Regions from separate parts of the Mus musculus genome. Here region 1 is linked to region 2. The links are chromatin contacts, found by Hi-C or POLR2A ChIA-PET in ENCODE. All regions are on one chromosome and are shown on one strand. The core of a region is the stretch at or near the end of the contact, and the rest is flanking DNA. Distances in the headings are between cores, read along the strand shown. Region 1 holds the start of Cited2 (Cbp/p300-interacting transactivator, with Glu/Asp-rich carboxy-terminal domain, 2). Region 2 has its middle 540 kb from the start of Gm20125.

Region 1 (6,550 bases), core at 2,506-5,005, 1.2 Mb after region 2:
AGCCCTCTGCTGGATTTTTCTACTTCTCGCTTAAAAGCAACCTCTGGAAGACTCTTCCCTCACTTTTCATTTTGGTTCCCTTGATAGTTATTCCAAGGTGTATCAATCTTTATTCACCGATTCATTGATTCACAGATTCATTCATTGTCGAACATCTAGTTAGACTTGATTCAGATCTACAGCGAACAAACATACTTTTACTCATACACTCATATAAACATACTCTGCTTTCCTGGAGCCCCGTTCCTAGTGGGAAAAGGCAGTTAACAGTTAAGTCCATTTACTGTGCCAAGTATCAGGTGGAAACAAACACCAAGGAGAAAAGTAAAGAGTAGGGTGAAGTAATCAACGAAAAGGGTTTTGAATGGGACGCTGAGCAAGACCTCTGGGTGGAATTTGAGCAGAGCCACAGAAATGAGGACAAGGGCCATCGGAGTGTATGGAAAAAGAACTCTAGAGAGTTTCTTCCTCATGACCTGGGATCTTAGATCTCTTAGTTCTTCACTGTTGTTATGGGTTGGGATTGGCTTTTCTAAAAACCTAGGTATAGTCTTAACCTCCTGTGCCTCAAAATGTGATCTGATTTGAGTATAGGATATATTCAGAGGTCATCAAGACCAAATGAGGTCATTACGATAGATCCAGTACAAGTGACGTCCTTATAAAGTGGTGGCACAGAGAGACACACGCTGGGAAATGCTATGTAAAGACAAGGGCAGAAACAGAAACGGCAGGGATGGATTTACCAAGTGCTGCCAGCAACCTGCCAGACGATACAAGACAGACAGGACCAATCCTGCCAACTCTTGAATTTGGACTTCCGGCTCCCTAATATAAATCAGACAATAACTTTTTGTTGCTTAAGCATGGTGTTCTACTATGTCAATCCTAGGAAGCTACTACAACTGTCTAGTGCTCGCTGGCCACACCTCCCCAGGTTCCTGGGAGAAACCTCAGGGGACTTCCTGTATTTGTGGATAACTATAACCACAACCACCCCCAACCTGGACTCCCTGTTTCAAGTCTTCCTTTTCCACACTGCGCTCCACAATACTACCTCTGAAGCTTTCACCCACTTCTCTGTGGCACTGGGACCCAATCCAAATTCTCAGCCTGGAAACACCGGGGCCTAAGGACCCAACTGTAGTTTGGACCCAAAAAGAGTTTGGCCCTTAGGACTCATCTATCCAGTTTGCTTCTCTCTTCTTTGCCGGAACTCTTTGATCCATGCAACCAAACGTTTACTCATCCTCTGGTTTTAACTAGTTTACTATGCCCGCTGAGAAGCCTCCTGATGCCTCTGAGACATGGTATGGTATCCCTCCTATACACTCTGGGATGGTGGGTGTACCCAAACTTGGTTATCTGAGGTCTCCTTCTAAGCATGAGTTGCCATCTTTACATCTTAGGGCACTAAGAAGTTCCTGGAACCCAGAGAACATGCATTGGGAGAATAAATGAGCAACGCATTCTGCATCCCATCCAGTTGGACTCAGAAGTATTTATTTTCCCTTTTACTGGTGGATGATGGGCAAGTGGCCTTTCCAGAGATTGCCCAATAGTCTACAGAAACATTGGAGCACACTAGTGGGATACCTTCCCTTAATGGCTGCAGGAGGAATTTAGATTAGACGTTCGAAAGCTGTTCCTTGTGTCGCAAGACTGCACGATAGGAAAGGGAAGTAAATAATCTATTCAAAAAAATTATCTTGGCTTGGCCAAGATTTTGGAATGCAGGTTTTTGATAGGAAACGTCCCTTCTGATCTCCGTCAAAACCTCTTGGTTTTTTCAGCGTCATGTTCATGACATACAGGCCAAACTAGGAGTTGGACAAAAGAGAGAATTGTTAGAACTGAAAGCCATGTATCTCTTGCTCACTTCTCCAAAAAGTAAACATTCTTGAGGTTTCAAAATCATTTGCATACAGGGTTATAAATGCTTGACAGTCTGGAAAAAGGGTAGACAGGAAGAGAGAAGGTTTTGTTGTTTGGGGTGCTTGAAAAGGGACCAACTTGGGGAAGACATAGGAGTAATGCCAAAAAAAAAAAAATTACTGAATGGGGCAGGCAATGTATCAGAATTTCCAGTTCTCAAGAAATACAGGAGAGAGAGAGAGAGAGAGAGAGAGAGAGAGAGAGAGAGAGAGAGAGAGAGAGAGAGAGACTGTTAGCTAGAAGGGTGAAAAAGAAACGAGATGGGGGAGGGGTACTGGCTCTTTACAGCAGGAAGTCGTCCATGGACATCGAGTTATGAAGAAACAACCGTACTCAGAAGTCCTTATTCGGAGCGCTAAACTCGATTTCACCACTTAAAGAGAGAGATACACGCTCCAAACAGCCTCATCCTGGTGTAGGAAAAATAACTCGCAAAGCAAGAGAGCTAGGACTGGATAGTGGCCCAGACCAGTGTTAGGGGTTTTATTTGCAAGTCAATGAGCCAAATGGGCGATCGGGCTCGTTGTGCTTCGTTCTGCAAGCAAGGTTATTATTATCACCGCCTATTGCTCCACTGAACAATTTCACTGAAAAGGAAGACTAGTAGCCGTGTGTGCGCGCACTGTGCCATACAGGACGTGCTGCTACGTGCCCACTTCCAAAACGACTTTATTTACAAAGCGATTACCAAGCTATCTATCTGTTTTCCTTTTGCAGCAGCAGCAGCCTTACTCAGCCCTCGAATTTCTTAATTACAAACCCGTTTGCTTCTAAATCAACCCCAAACCGTCAGGCAAGAGCCCGGAGGGAGGCTGTGCAAGTTTGCACACACCCCCACCTCCTGGATCAAGGGCAACAGCAGAAGCAAGTAACTGTGTATGTGCAAAAAGGTGGATCTGGGGACGAGGATCGCTGAGTTTGTTTACAGAGCAGGGACGCCTCAGCTCGGATGCCAAAGCTACCAAGAGCTGCAAACGCAAACTTAGCAGAAGCACACGTACTCCCGGAGCGTGGAGCAGGCCGTAAAGTGCGGAGCGGATTCCAGAACCCCGGGAGTGGAGCCGCCCCGGCCTGTGAGCGCGCTCGGTCCACCTGCAGCCGCTGCCGCTCCCCGCCCCCAACCCCTGTCCTTGAAAAGAGTGGAGGTGCGGAGCGGGGGTGAGGGGTGGGGAGTTAAAGGGTGCATCCACACTAAGAAAAATACCTCAGTTAGGTGTACGTGCTGCCTGTATATAAAAAAAAACAAAACCACAAACACAAACACAAAGGCGCGGCTCAGGAAAGCGCGCTCAGAGGACAGGACACGATCGGCCCAGGGCTTTAAAAATCTAACTCGGGAAAGCATAGCCATTCTTCGTAGGTTGGGAAGAGTTTGGCACCTAAGAAAACTCTGCAGGGCAGGGAGGCTGAGCGAACCCCTTTTTCCTGTAGAGGGCAGGGCAGATCACTAGGTAAGCCGGGTGAGCGAGCTGGGGGTGGGGAGATCTAGCCAGAAGGAGGTGGGGAGTGCTCCTTGCTCCTCTCCTGTAGATGCTTCCGTGCACTGGGTGGCCGGGAGGACTAGCTCCGTGTCCCTGAGGTGGCAGGCACAACCTCGCCTTTGGGAGCCAGAAAGCCACTTCGGTCCGGAGACCTGCTGGGCGGCGCCGGGGCGCGCAGCCGCTGCGCACGTGCAGCGCGGACTCGCGGACGCGGCAGAGGACCCGATCCAGGGTGCTGATGTTCCGGGATCCGTGTGTTTGCGCTTGCCGCCGGGGAGGCTGTCGCTCCGCCCTTCCTGAGATCCTTATATTAACAGTGGCCAAAGCCCGGAGAAACACAGCTCATTGTTGGCAGCTGCCTGGCGGTCTTGCGGAGCGGCTAGGGCAGCGGAGGAAAAGAAAAGGGAACGGCTCGGAATTTGCTCCAGCGGCTGCTGCAAGACCTCGGCGCCAACCTCGCACCGGCGAGCGCCTCACAGCCCATCGGCTGTCCCTCTATGTGCTGCTGAGCCGGTCCTGGACTCGACGAGCCCGCCTTCGGTGTTCCGAGCAGAAATCGCAAAGACGGAAGGTGAGCGCGGCGGGCGAAGCTAGCCAGGGCTGCTGCCAGCCTAGTCCTCCGAGGGCAGGGCTGGCTCCGGGGACAAGCGTGAGGCGGAGCTGGGGAATAACAACAGGATGTGCAACCACAGGGTGAGGAGGGCTGATTGAATGCCTGAAGTTCGCGGCCCGGCTCCGGGGCACTTCCTTTATTAGGCCACTTCAGGGAACCCAGGGGGGTGTGGGCTCCGGTCCCCCTCCCCCCGCCACACTTTCCCGGATCCTAGGGGAAGGGGCAGGTCGCTCAGCGCCAGGCTGTGCGGGTCCGGCAGGCAGCAGGTCCGCCGAGGTAGCGAGCTCGGGTGCACGGGCTGCTGGTGGGCTCTCTCGGGGGTGGTGGTCTGCAGCTTGAGACGTGCTCGCGGGTACGGGGGGCTACAGAAGTGGGGTGCGCTCTGGTGGGCGACACGTGTGGCGCGGGTCTCAGCGTCTGCTCGTTTCGCTTTCAGGACTGGAAATGGCAGACCATATGATGGCCATGAACCACGGGCGCTTCCCCGACGGCACCAACGGGCTGCACCACCACCCTGCCCACCGCATGGGCATGGGGCAGTTCCCGAGCCCGCATCATCACCAGCAGCAGCAGCCCCAGCACGCCTTCAACGCCCTCATGGGCGAGCACATACACTACGGCGCGGGCAACATGAATGCCACGAGCGGCATCAGGCACGCCATGGGGCCGGGGACTGTGAACGGGGGGCACCCCCCGAGCGCTCTGGCCCCGGCCGCCAGGTTTAACAACTCCCAGTTCATGGGTCCCCCGGTGGCCAGCCAGGGAGGCTCCCTGCCGGCCAGCATGCAGCTGCAGAAGCTCAACAACCAGTATTTCAACCATCACCCCTACCCCCACAACCACTACATGCCGGATTTGCACCCCACTGCAGGCCACCAGATGAACGGGACAAACCAGCACTTCCGAGATTGCAACCCCAAGCACAGCGGAGGCAGCAGCACCCCTGGCGGTGCGGGTGGCAGCGGCACCCCCGGCGGCTCCGGCGGCACCTCGGGCGGCGCGGGTGGCAGCAGCGCGGGCGGCAGCGGCGGTGGCAGCACCATGCCCGCCTCGGTGGCTCACGTCCCCGCGGCAATGCTGCCGCCCAATGTCATAGACACTGATTTCATCGACGAGGAAGTGCTTATGTCCTTAGTGATAGAAATGGGTTTGGACCGCATCAAGGAGCTGCCCGAACTCTGGCTGGGCCAAAATGAGTTTGATTTTATGACGGACTTCGTGTGCAAGCAGCAGCCCAGCAGAGTCAGCTGTTGACTCGGTTAACCTCGCAGGCGGAAAGAAATCACCCTCCCCACCCCACCCCCACCCCCAACTTCTTCGGTGTGAATTAAAAAAAAAACAAAAAAACAAACATTCCCTTAGACGCAGTATCTCGCTTTTCAGATCCTGAAAGGGTTGAGAACCTGGAAACAAAGTAAACTATAAACTTGTACAAATTGGTTTAAAAAAAAAAAAGATTGCTGCCACTTTTTCCTATTCTTGTTTCGTTTTTTGTAGCCTTGACATTCACCTCCCTTATGTAGTTGAAATATCTAGCTAACTTGGTCTTTTTTGTTGTTTGTTTTTACTCCTTTATTTCCTCACTTTCTCCCGTGCTCAACTGTTAGATATTAAGCTTGGCAAACTGCTTAATCTTGTGGATTTTGTAGATGGTTTCAAATGACTGCGCTGCGTTCAGATTCATGAGTGAAAGGAAACATTGCATTTGTTGGCTGCATGATCTTTGAAGGGCAGATATTACTGCACAAACTGCCATCTCGCTTCATTTTTTTTAACTATGCATTCGAGTACAGACTTAAGTTTTCAAATATGCTAAACTGGAAGATTAAACATGTGGGCCAAACCGTTCTGGATCAGGAAAAGTCATACCGTTCACTTTCAAGTTGGCTGTCTCCCCTCCCCCATATGTACAGACAATAATAGGGTGTGGAATGTCGTCAGTGGCAAACATTTCACAGATTTTTATTTTGTTTCTGTCTTCAACATTTTTGACACTGTGCTAATAGTTATATTCAGTACATGAAAAGATACTACTGTGTTGAAAGCTTTTTAGGAAATTTTGACAGTATTTTTGTACAAAACATTTTTTTGAGAAAATACTTGTTAATTTATTCTATTTTAATTTGCCAATGTCAATAAAAAGTTAAGAAATAAACTTGTTTTCTAAAAGTCAGTCATTTGGGGGGGGTTGTCTTTACATTCCACTTGTTATTGCGAGTAAGCTTTCAAAGGATAATAAGTTTCAGGACACTAAAACAGGTCACCGTGAGCTTAAGGGAAAGCAGGATTTAGGATAATTGACATAATGCTGCTGGTTACCTTTGTAGCATGCCTCTTGGTGTGGTTTAATCAAAGGCTGAGAAGTTGTCACAGTGTTTTTGTTGTTGTTTCTTTGCTGTTGTTTCCATTTCCAGTGCTCCTTGGCTAGGAAGGCTAGCAATATTTAATCTTTCTCACTGCGTGGGGGTGGGGGGAGAAAACTGTTTTTGATTCAACTACTTAAAAGGACATGGACTAGAAT
Region 2 (6,672 bases), core at 407-2,906:
TCCCAAATCCAGTGCCCCAATTTTATACCCAGCCCACTGTTGTGTCCAGATTTGTAAAAACCATTTAAGTACAGTTAGTGTTCTTTATTTCCTCTTGAGTATTTGAGTATGTAAAGAAATGAGGTCAACCAAACAGGATATACACCTTAAAGGAATCTTTCCTAGAAGTTATTATTAATACCTCCTCAGTTAGAAGTAAGATTTTATTACCACTTTCCATGATGGAATTTTGTCTGACTTACTCTGGCACTGGTGTTGTACATGTCACAGTCGCTGTGAGTTCATATGTTCAACTGCACTGTTGTGTGAGAAAAGAAAGCATAGACCATGGAGAATTCAAGCTGGCATTAATGTGGAAGCATCATTATTATTGGTAGACTTCCTTTGTGCTAAGAACTACTAGATAGCTATCTACATAAGGATAAAAGTAACCCCCTGTGTTATCCAGCTATAAACACTACTTGCACTAAAATTGGAGCCAGAAACCTGCATCTAAACAGATAGATCATAGCTTTAGTGTGTTTCAGAGGTCAGGAGTGGTCATCTGCTAAATTCACTCCATGAGATGTCCAAAAAATTGTAGGAAGAAGCTCACTCAGAAATTAAAGTGAAGCCACTATTATAGAGAGAATGAAAATGAGAAAGGAGGGAGGTGGGACAGAGTCAGAGAGAGACAGACACAGAGAAAAAAGACATACACATGCAGATAGACAGAAACACAAACACAGAGAGAGAGAGAGACAGATGGAGACAAGAGACTTAAGAGACTGACCAAGTTAGAGACACAGATAGTCAGAGACACAGGGAGATCGAGACTACTGACAGACTAGGACAGCTAGAAGTATGAGAGGGGTGTATCAAAACAGGCAGTGACTGGCAAGAGAAAGGAGCAGAGATCCTCCTGGGGCCCTGGAAAGAAACGAAGGGTTCTAGACCCGAGTAGAGAACAGCAAAATAGAAACATCTCTGAGCAAAAAGGAGATATTGAGGGTCTGGGGAACAAAATAATAATTACAGATCCTGAGGACAAATGACAGAGTGAAAGTACCTTATAGAATGACAGGCAAATAGAAATGCCAGACATATCGTCAAACAAACAAACAAACAAATAACCCACTAACTTTATTACTGACAAATAGCTACCATCAAGAGATGAGAGGAACCTTAGGAGTTAGAGTCCTCTCTTTCCTTCCTGACTGGTCCTACAGAGGGTATCTACCCTTAGATAGTGTATGCTTCCTGTTCAGGCCATTTTGAAACAATTGCAGTATCCTGGGAGTGTCAGGGAACCTCCTGACAAAGGAACAATCTTTCTTAGAGTTGCCAGTTCTGTTTTCAGATTTGACCAAGTTCCTTTGACCTTCTTAAGAACAACCCTTGGTTTGATCAGAAACCTGTTTATAGTTCCAGAAAATTGGCAATGGTAACTTTTCTGATTATTGGAGTATCACAAAGTTTCAAAAATGATGTAAGGATTGTAAGAAATCATGTACTCACTCTCTAGTGAGCCATGGCAAGAGAAAGATGAGCCGTTCTGAAAACAGAACTTTATTGCCTCATAATTCTTGGGGGCTAGAAATTTGAGATCAAGATAGACAGTGTGGAGTCTGCTGACAGGCGAGATTGCAAACCAGCATCTTGCCTCACCCTAAGTTTCTGGTGGTCTGCCAACATTCCTTGGTTAGTCATAAGGCTTCTTACTAACTTTATCTTTACTTGTTTTTCTGTGTGCTTGTCCATTTCCAACATTCTTTTTTATAAATAAATGTACCAATAATATTTGATTAGAAACACACATTAATTATTTTTATTGTGTTATTACTTGTGTAAGAGACCTGTGTTCAAGCAGAGTCATATTTGGAGGCATGAGCAGGATACAGTTTCACCATGTGGAATTTATGGGTTCATATTTTTCCTCTGATGTTATAAATTTATGTCCCTGCTCTTCTGCATACAAGATGCACACTGTCTTCACTTCAACAGCAGAGGGTTATTCCATGGATAAAATAGCTACTAAGGAATCCTGGAAAGTTCTGATTACCTGGATGTCAAGCTCTGCATAAATGACTCGATTTCAATGAGGTCTCACCTTACTTTTATAGAATATGAAATTTTATGGTACTAAATATTAACCTTGTATAAAGAGAGGTCCATGGATAGATGCAAAGTGGTTGTGTTAATTTAGAAAAGAAAATGTTTACTCAGATATGTACAATTCAATCATAAGTGTGTCACAAACTTCCTCGGAATGATTTTCAATGAGTGATGTCATAAGATGTTTTACTTATCAAAACCACATGTTGCCATTTTCATTGATGCAAATTATTCAACTCTGGCATGCAACTAATCTTGTATCAATTATGTACTATTTCAACTATTCAGGGAGTTAAAAATATATACCCCCAAAAAATATATACCCAAAATAAAAGTAATAAGTACCACTATTCTATTGTAGCTCACACCTGAAATCTCATAAATTGGCAAACTACACCAAGGGGATTGCAAGAGTCCTAGGCCTAAAGGAAAATAAATCTTTCTATAGAGTTTGAAGTCCTATTATCCAGAATTTTTATCATTTTACAATGCACTAAGCTATTCAGTGTACAGTGAAGTTATGGCTACCATTTTAATTCCACCAAAATAAGGAAAAGATTAGTCACTAGAAAAATGCATTCATAATATTCACAATAGCAGTACTGTGCAGCAAACAACAGGTTGTCTAAAAGAATATTTTATGTATACATACAGACACACGAACATACAGACACACACATACACAGAGAGAGAGAGAACAGAGACAGACAGACAGACAGACAGACAGACAGACAGACAGGCGGGCAGGCAGGCAGGCAGACAGGCAGACAGAGACAGAGAGGGAGAGACCTTCAGGAGAGTACTAGTGAATATATACTATTTAAAGATTCCACATTATTCTCCCAAAGTCCCCTAATTACAGTCATCTCTCCCAAAATCCTCTTCCTCTATTCATCTCATTCTACCTGAACCCTCAAACTCATGTTCTTCCAGTCCCTACAAAATGTATTCTATTTCTCCTTCCCAGAAAGATCCCTTCATTCTCCCCTTTAAGTCCTCATTGTTACTTAGCTTCCCTGGATCTGTATTATAGCATTGTTATCCTTACTTTACAGGTAATATCCACTTATAAGTGATTACATACCATGTTTTTTCTTTTTTCTAATTTTTTATTAGATATTTTCTTCATTTACATTTCAAATGCTATCCCAAAAGTCTCCTATACCCTCTCCCAACCCTGCTCCCCTACCTACTCACTCCTACTTCTTGACCCTGGTTTTCCCCTGTATTGGGGCATATAAAGTTTGCTAGACCAAGGGGCCTCTCTTCCCAATGATGGCCAACTAGGCCATCTTCTGCTACATATTCAGCTAGAGACACAAGTTCTGGGGGTACTGATTAGTTCATATTGTTCCACATATAGGGTTGCAGACCTCTTCAGCTCTTGGGTACTTTCTCTAGTTCCTCCATTAGGGGCCCTGTGCTCCACCCTATAGATGACTGTGAGTATCCACTTCTGTATTTGCCAGGCACTGGCAAAGCCTCACAGGAGACAGCTATACCAGGGTCCTTTCGGCAAAATCTTGGTGTATGCAATAGTATCTGCGTTTGGTGGCTGATTATGGGATGGACCCCAGGGTGAGGCAGTCTCTGTATGGTCTATCCTTTCGTCTTAGCTCCAAACTTTGTCTCTGCAACTCCTTCCATGGATATTTTATTCCCTATTTTAGGGAGGAATGAAGTATCCACGAGTTGGTCTTCCTTCTTGATATTCTTGTGTTTTGGAAGTTGTATCTTGGGTATTCTAGGTTTCTGGGCTAATACCCACTTATCAGTAAGTGCATATCAAGTGACTTCTTTTGTGAGTGGGTTACCTCACTCAGGATGATATCCTCCAGATACATGCATTTTCCCAAGAATTTCATAAATTCATTGTTTTCTGGGTCTGGGTTACCTCATTCAAGATAATTTTCTAGCTCCATTCATTTGCCTTCAAATTCCATGATATGATTTTTTTAAACATGTTGTAAATGTACGCATTTTATCTATCCGTCCTTCAGTTGATGGACAATTAGGTTTTTTCCCTTTTCTAGTTATTATGAATAAAGCTGCTATGAACATAGTTGATGAAGTGTTGGTGTGGTGGAATGGAATGTTCTGTGGATATCTGACCAAGAGTGATATAGCTGGATCTTGAGGTTGATCAACTTTTAATTTTTCCAATGAAACTTCATTCAAATTTCCATAGTAGTTGTAAGTGTTTGCTTTCCCATCAGAATGGAAGAGAGTTATCTCTGTTTCACATCCTCCTGAACATGAGCTGTCACTTCTGTTATTGATCTTAGCATTGTAACAGGTGTAAGATGGAATTTCAATGTAGTTTTGATTTGCATTTCCCTGGTGGCTAAGCATGTTGAACACTTCTTCAAATGTTTCTTGGTCATTTGAAATTCCTTTCCAGAGAATTCTCTGGTTAGATCTGTACCCTATTTAAATTTAATTATTTTATTATTTTTTTAATTTATTGATCTCAGCACAATTCTCATTTGTGTATAGAGGGACTACTGACTTTTTCATTAATCCTGTGTTCCTTTCATTTATGATTTCATTAATTTGAATATTCTTTTTGTTTGAATCAGAATTGTCTATCTTGTTCATTTTTCTCAAAGAATGAACTCTTTGTTTGATTCAATATTCTCTTTGTTTGAATTTTGTCGATTTCAGCCCTTTCCTTCCATTAATGCCTCATGGGAGTGCTTGTGTCTTGTGCTAGAACTTTCAGGTGTACTAAGTTGCTAGTATGAGATCTCTTTCTTTTTTAATATAAGAGCTTAATGCTATGAACTATCCTCAGAACTGCTTTTATTGTATCACAAAAAAAATTAAATATGTTGTGTATTTGTTTTCATTTAATTATAGAAAAAAATTAATGTTTTCTTACTTTTTGTGTTCATCCATTTTTCATTCAGGAGTGTTGTTCAATTTCCATGAATTTATAAGTTTTCTATTGTTTCTCTTGTTGATATCTAGTTTTAATCCATGATGATCTGATACGATTCAGGGATTTATTTCAATTTTCTTTTATCTGTTGAGACTGCTTTACTTTTAGTATGTGTTAAATTTAGAGAATGTCCCAAGATTTGCTGAGGAAAAGGTAGATTCTTTTCTGTTTAAGTGAATGTAGTGTAAATATCTGTTAGACTAATTTGGTTTAGTTGTTTTCTGGATAATCTGACCATTAGTGAGATTTGGGTATTAAATCTCCCAATAATAATGTGTGAGAGTCAATATGCGATTTAATCTGTAATAGTCTTTCTTTTATAAAAGTGAGTTTCCTAATGTTTGGTGCATAGAATTTAAATATTAGTTTGGTGGATTTTTTTTTCTTTGATGAGTATGAATTGTCTTTCTTCATTTCTTTTGATTAGGTTTGTTTTGAAGTCTATTTTGTAATATATTAAAATAGTTGGAGCAGCTTGCTTCCTAGGTCCATTTGATTGCAATATCTTTTTCTAACCTGTTACCCCAAGGCAATGTTCACCCTAGGTGCTGAGGTGTGTTTATTATATGCAGTAGGAAGATGATTCTGTTTGTGAATCCATTCTATTAATCTATGCCTTTTATGGGGGAAATTGAGATTGTTGATATTCAATCATATCATTCAATGTCCAGTGATTGTTGATTTCTGTTAATTTCTTGTCAGTACTGCTGGTTGTAGTACTCATACTGGTGGAGGTAGTAGTGTGTGTGTGTGTGTGTGTGTGTGTGTGTGTGTTTCATGGTGTTTCATGTCTTTTGGTTTTGCTGGTGTGAGAATATGTATTTCATGTGGATTTTTTATTAGATATTTTCTTCATTTACATTTCAAATGCTATCCCAAAAGTCCTCCATATCCTCCCCCCTACTCCCCTACCTACCCACTCCCACTTCTTGGCCCTGGTGTTCCCCTGTACTGAGGCATATAAAGTTTGCAAGACCAAGGGGCCTATAGTGGCTATTCCTGGGTATCAACTTGACTATATTTGGAATGAACTACAATCCAGAATTGGAAGGCTTACCAGTGACCCTTATCTGGAAGCTTGAAGATAGAAGTTTCTTTTTTTTTTTTTAATTAGGTATTTAGCTCATTTACATTTCCAATGCTATACCAAAAGTCCCCCATACCCACCCACCCCCACTCCCCTACCCACCCACTCCCCCTTTTTGGCCCTGGCATTCCCCTGTACTGGGGCATATAAATTTTGTGTGTCCAATGGGCCTCTCTTTCCAGTGATGGCCGACTAGGCCATCTTTTGATACATATGCAGCTAGAGTCAAGAGCTCCGGGGTACTGGTTAGTTCATAATGTTGTTCCACCTATAGGGTTGCAGATCCCTTTAGCTCCTTGGGTACTTTCTCTAGCTCCTCCATTGGGAGCCCTGATCTGGATTTTGGTATGGAGATCTCGAGGCATAGTGGCTATGGATTCCAGAAGATTAAATCTCTGAGTTCAAGGTCATATGGGATTAAAGGTGTGTTGGAACACACCTTTAATCTGGGCTACACCTTTCATCTGGGATTAAAGGTGTGGGTGGAACACACCTTTAATCTGGGCTACATCTTCTGCTGGAGACAATATAAGGACATTGGAAGAAGGGA

What was found. Hi-C counts contacts between places; a loop is a spot of excess contacts on that map. ChIA-PET counts read pairs that join two places held with the same protein, here RNA polymerase II (POLR2A).
Region 1: a map of gastrocnemius shows a loop between it and region 2 (3-fold over the local background). The contact joins the promoter of Cited2 here to the enhancer-like site in region 2. A Hi-C loop is called at or near these places in 1 of 37 maps with a recorded cell type or tissue (gastrocnemius). POLR2A ChIA-PET finds 5 or more read pairs at or near these places in 1 of 5 experiments (Patski).

The regions. Positions count from the first base shown.
Region 1 is chr10:17,719,473-17,726,022 of GRCm38, forward strand. Cited2 (Cbp/p300-interacting transactivator, with Glu/Asp-rich carboxy-terminal domain, 2) reads left to right here and starts at 3,756. Exons shown (of 2, transcript NM_010828.3): 1 at 3,756-3,987; 2 at 4,466-6,202. The coding sequence starts at 4,474. The coding sequence ends at 5,283.
Region 2 is chr10:16,551,835-16,558,506 of GRCm38, forward strand. No RefSeq gene overlaps it. Among named protein-coding and RNA genes, the nearest start is that of Gm20125, 540 kb to the right of the region's middle. Within about 2 kb of position 1,657, at least 1 of the 3 ENCODE cell types and tissues checked has a DNase peak (open chromatin) inside an H3K27ac peak, as active enhancers do; it is gastrocnemius, where a contact is called at or near this core.